Linked DNA regions of Homo sapiens: region 2 is linked to region 1. The links are chromatin contacts, found by Hi-C or POLR2A ChIA-PET in ENCODE. All regions are on one chromosome and are shown on one strand. The core of a region is the stretch at or near the end of the contact, and the rest is flanking DNA. Distances in the headings are between cores, read along the strand shown.

Region 1 (2,632 bases), core at 72-2,571:
AGGCCAACTTTGTTGTTCATAGATGGCAGCTTCTAGTTGTGTCCTTGCATGGTGGAAGGAATGAGGGTTCTCTTTTGGGCTTCTTTCATAAGAGCACTAATCCCATTCTAGTGATGTAGTCACCTCCCAAAGGCCCGCACCACTGAATAACATCACCTTGGAGGTTAGGATTTCAACATATGAATTTTGGGGAGACACACACATTCAGACCATAGTAGCAGAGATAACTGGCCCATACTGGAGTTGATTAAACCTGTGACCATAGGCAGAGGGCACTCACTCCTGAACTTCTGGTCAAAGACATTGATTGGGATTTATTCCATGAGATATGGCTTTCACAGAACTCCATATTTCACATGAAACTTGTAGAGACCTACAAACTTAAGGGCATTTTTTATGAGACAGGGTTTCACTCTTGTTGCCCAGGCTGGAGTGCAATGGCGCGATCTGGGCTCATTGCAACCTCCAACTGCTAGGTTCAAGTGATTCTTCTGCCTCAGCTTCCCAAATAGCTGGGGTTACAGGCACCTACCACCACGCCCAGCTAATTTTTGTATTTTTAGTAGAGACCGGGTTTCACCATGTTGGCCAGGCTGGTCTTGAACTCCTGACCTCAAGGTGATCCACCCGCCTCGGCCTCCCAAAGTGCTGGGATTACAGGCTTCAGCCACCACACCCAGCCTAAGGACATTTTTCTTAAATGACCAGGCCAAAAGCTCCGTAAACATATATTCCACCATAAAATATAATTGTGAGGCACACTCTAGTCTGTATTCTGTAACACACATTGTTTATTTGTGTGGTAATCTGTGCCTTCCATCACTGGATTAGCATAATGGCTTTAGCCTGTTTTCATCTTAGGGTATTGTTTAGAAGGAAAAATTAATATGCTCTGTTTCTACTAATCACAAATTCCATTTTGTATTTCTTTGATATACATTCTTTGATGTGACAGAAAACTCAAAATCTTTTTCAAGGAAGAAAATGGCAGTGAATGTGTTTAACATGTACACAATCTCAAGAGCTTAGAAAACTACACAAAATGGGGAAGCTAATATTCTGTGTGTTTGGGGCTGCTTTGTTTGAGGAATTTAATTTACAACCCTGGTGGCTTTCTAGGCATGTAAGAAATTCTTCTTCCCCAACACTGTAGAACATTTTGCAACTATCCTGTTTGATTTACTACACCACTGAGAGAACAAGCTAGATAAAATACCAACTAGAGTTTTCCAGAAGCGGGAGCCAAAGAACCAAAGTACTGCAGCTTTGTTCTTCCCTGTTGCTCCCTATGTTCTTGTGCAAAAGAATTTTGTTTTTCCCAGATGGCTTTGATGGTCATTGCAGAGCAGGGAAACATGATCCTTCAGTAGACAGGAGAGCAGAGTTCTCAAAATCCTTGCTTCTGCCAGCTGGAGAGAAAAGGACTGAATTCACAAGCTGTTTCATGTCCCCATCTGCTTACATGTTGATAGCACTGAGGCAAACCTTCTCTAACGTGTACACTCCCTTTTGTGCAACAGGAGTGTCCTTGAAAAGCTGTGTCTAATTCACATTTTTAGATCCCGTAGAAGCTTTCCCACTGACTTACATCATGACTTCAAAGATGTTTTATCTGATACTGGATTGATCTCCAGTTGGCAGTGGCTTTACCTTTCAGTCCTTTAGGCTTTCTGTCAAGACATTAATGATATGTCAATGAACACAGGGATTCAGAAACTTTTGGTAAATTCTGTTATAAAGGGAATAACCATTCTTTACTGTATATTCCACCATTCACTTATTCCACAAGCATCTATGGAGTTCCCGCTGACTGCTAGATACTTAGGGCAGAAAATAAATAAGGCTCAATATCTACCCTTAGGAAGTTCTAGTTTCCTGTGGAAAATAGGCTTAGATTTGCAGGTATAGGTTAGTATAATTAGTGCCAGGAGGCTTGTGTGCACTAGGCCCTGGGAACAAAAATGAGGGACATCAGGCTCACTCTGGACATCCAGGAAGTGTCCAGGTTTTGTCAGATTAGGAGGGCATACATGGCATGTTAGCAGGGAGAACAGCTGTGAAGGCATTGGAGTATGGAGCAGGACATCCTGGAGGAACTCTGATCTGTTCCATGAAGCTCAGAGCAAAGATTTCCACGAGCAGTTGCTCTCCAGCACTTTTCAGTGACTGTGATTCTTTGTTTGAAGCTGTAGCACTAGCATAGTGTAGTGGTTGACAAATGGACTCTGGAGCCAGATGGCCCAGGATCACATCTTGTGTGTAATTTGAGGGAAGTCCCTTTAGCTTTTCTGTGCCTAAGTCTCCTTATCTATAACATGAGTATTGTAATACTATTATCTACCTTGTAAGGTTGTTGTGAGAATTTAATCAATTAACAAGACCTAGGATGTAGAAAATATTATATAAGTATTTGACTTGTTCCTAAGACAACCCAGGCAATTAATTTAAAGATCCCAGAAGCATTTCTGATGAAAAACGGATACTCCAAAGTTTAGGAATAGAAGAAAAGACTTAGCCTTTCTGTAACTCTACTATGAATGAAAATTACCTAGGGACCTCATTAAAATGCAGATTCTTGGCCCCACTCTCAGAGAATGTAATTCTTAGGTCTTGACTGCATCCAGGAACGTGC
Region 2 (2,632 bases), core at 70-2,569, 210 kb after region 1:
TGGCATTACATGGAGGAATATAGTCCTAGAGCCACACCTTTTACCTCCAACCAGCAACCTCTGTCTCCCATAAACTCACTTCCATCATCTGGAAAATAGAAATAATAATCATATTGACTGTATCATGTTTTCATGATGGTGAAAGGATACTGTGTAAAGAATATGCTTACCTCAGTGCCTGGCACATAAAAATCATTAGCTGTCACTACCACTGTTGCTATTCCCATTACTGCTACTGTTATTTGAAGAAAGCAGAATAGTGACTGTGCCTTTTGCCCAAATCTTCCATAGGAGATAGCCAGGGCACGGGGCAAGCTGAGCTCATGGGACCTGGGCACAGGGATGCAACAGGGCTGCCTTCCCAGGTGCAGAACATGGAGTCGGGGCTCATACAAAAGGAGATCAAGGAATAAAACCAGAATGACAAGCCAAGCATGTGGTTCTTTCAGAAGCATTTCTCCAAACAAGCCAACCACAACCCCAGTTTAGGAATCGGGATAGAATGAGCAGCGGTCTGAGCAGTGGCTCTCAAAGTGTGGTCTCTGCACCAGCAGCATCAGCACCACCTGGGGGACTTGGAAGAATGCTAATTCTTGGGCTTCCTCCCAGACAAACTGAACTGGAAACTGAGGGTAGGGCCCAGAAAAGTGTGTTTTAATATGCCCGCCAGGAGCTTGTAATGCAGGCCAATGTTTGGAGAACACTGGGTTAGAGTAACACCAGCTGCTGTATAAAGATGGCCTAACCAAAAAAAAAAGTGTTACTTTTTGGGCACACAACAGTCCAAGGCAGATATTCTGGGCCTGTGGGCACCTTTCCTCCATGTGGTGACTCAGAGACCCAAGCCTATTCCAGCAGCAGGCAGAGACTGAGGGACTGTGCAGAAGGCATCCTCACTCCCCCTCACACTCCATTGATGAGACTGCTCACATGGCACCCTCTAGGGCAGTCACCTCTCAGGAGCAACACTGCTCTATACAAAGAGAAGCATGAGTTTGAGTACACAGCGTGATAATGTCTCTGCCACAGAATAGCTTCTAAAGGCCTCAAGGCACCTCACAAGAAGATTCAGAATGCAGAGAAGCAGATAGAAGCTGGAGAGAGTCCCTGTCACTGGGCCATAACTACAGCTCCCTTTCCTAGTGGAGCAGGAGGCAGGATCGTGGCTGAGGAGGCAGCCGTTGAAGGCACACAGATATTGTGGTGACATTTGCCAGGCCAGCCTGCCTCTGCCCTCCTGTGTTCAGGGGCTATCGGTACAACTGCCTTCCTGGGTAGCAGCCAATGAAATTCTTGAAAAAGACTTTCTTTGCATGTGGGAAGGAAATCTACAGTTCAGCAGCGTCCTTCCAGCATTTCAGGAGGACATCTGGCAAAGTGGAGGGGGAATGTTAAACACAGAGTTCCCCAAACACACAAAGACTAAGAGTTCTGGAGAAACACAGATATTGTTAGAAACGATATGTTAAAATGTTTTATTATTTAGTTACATCTTGCCTGAGCATGAAAAAGATATTAACAGACTGTCAGCTTACTGGGACATAACCCAAAACAACTTACATTTTTCATATATTGCTAACTATTTTTCTGAGGCTGGCTCAGGCTGGTAAAAGAGATTTCAAGGCTTTCTCCAGATTATTTACTTAAAGAAGTTAAGCATGGCATTATCTGTTCCCATGGAAACACAGTAAGACAGGAGACAGAAGAGGAGGTCACTTTGACCATAATTAATATAAAGAATAATGGTTTATATAGAATCTAGTAAAGAATATAACAAGATGCCGCAATACCTTTAAGCCTTTTCTTCAGCAGTGCCGTTCAACCTTTGGATTGATTTTCATACATTAGTGTCACTTTGGTCATTTTTTAGTCTAGTGCTAAGTTTTGAAGTATAACAATCTTGCCTAGCAAAATTTTTCCAATTTTATTATTTCATTTTTGATCCAATCAGAAAATTCCAGTATTCAGAATTTTTCTAAATTACTGAGTAACTAGAAATGGGTGACTGTGCTGGCCTTAAGCTTCTTGTGAATGCTACAGCTCCTCACCATGTTTTCTTAATAAATACATAAATGGGTGGCTGGTGAATTAATTGATGGTAATCCAGAGGCACCACTAGATTCAGCAGTGCCTTTAAAATCACCAACAAAATATTTAATCACATTCAGTCCGGTTGACATTTAAGGTGTCTAATTCTATTCTTTTTTTATTATCGGAAATTGGTAATCCACATGGGGTGTCTCTTACATATTCCATTTATTGGCACTCGGTGCACTCCTTAGGAATTCCTACCGAAAGATGCACACTGTACTTTTTTTTTTTTTAATCCTTATACTTATTTGGATAGTGGATTCATTGTGCAGTCTCATAAGGTAAATTTTATTATGGAAGCTTGATGACACATTTTTTCAAAACTCTTTAATTTAGTACAGTATTCCAGAAAGAAAGAAAGAGAAGAGAGAGAAATAAAAAGTTTCCCTTTCCAATTTCTGAATTTTTAATATACTGAGAAGTTATATTAAGTCAGAAATTATTAGGATTTTTTTTCTGTTAGCGCTCTGGCCCAAGAAACATAATATAGCCTCTTCCAGGCAGCCTTGTCTGAGGAATAGATTCAGGGCTGCAGTATGAC

What was found. Hi-C counts contacts between places; a loop is a spot of excess contacts on that map. ChIA-PET counts read pairs that join two places held with the same protein, here RNA polymerase II (POLR2A). Pooled maps may share reads with other maps.
Region 2: a loop to region 1 is called in a map of prostate gland, with 2.4 times the contacts of the local background. The contact joins two enhancer-like sites. A Hi-C loop is called at or near these places in 5 of 168 maps with a recorded cell type or tissue (Caco-2, gastrocnemius medialis, heart left ventricle and 2 more) and 5 of 50 pooled maps. POLR2A ChIA-PET finds 5 or more read pairs at or near these places in 1 of 52 experiments (activated CD4-positive, alpha-beta T cell).

Annotation. Positions count from the first base shown.
Region 1 is chr13:43,515,265-43,517,896 of GRCh38, reverse strand. All of the region lies in intron 2 of ENOX1 (ecto-NOX disulfide-thiol exchanger 1), which reads left to right. Among named protein-coding and RNA genes, the nearest start is that of ENOX1-AS2, 68 kb to the right of the region's middle. Within about 2 kb of position 1,321, at least 4 of the 41 ENCODE cell types and tissues checked have a DNase peak (open chromatin) inside an H3K27ac peak, as active enhancers do; they include prostate gland, where a contact is called at or near this core.
Region 2 is chr13:43,301,803-43,304,434 of GRCh38, reverse strand. All of the region lies in intron 11 of ENOX1 (ecto-NOX disulfide-thiol exchanger 1), which reads left to right. Among named protein-coding and RNA genes, the nearest start is that of ENOX1-AS2, 150 kb to the left of the region's middle. RefSeq lists an enhancer at 929-1,158. Within about 2 kb of position 1,319, at least 10 of the 41 ENCODE cell types and tissues checked have a DNase peak (open chromatin) inside an H3K27ac peak, as active enhancers do; they include prostate gland, where a contact is called at or near this core.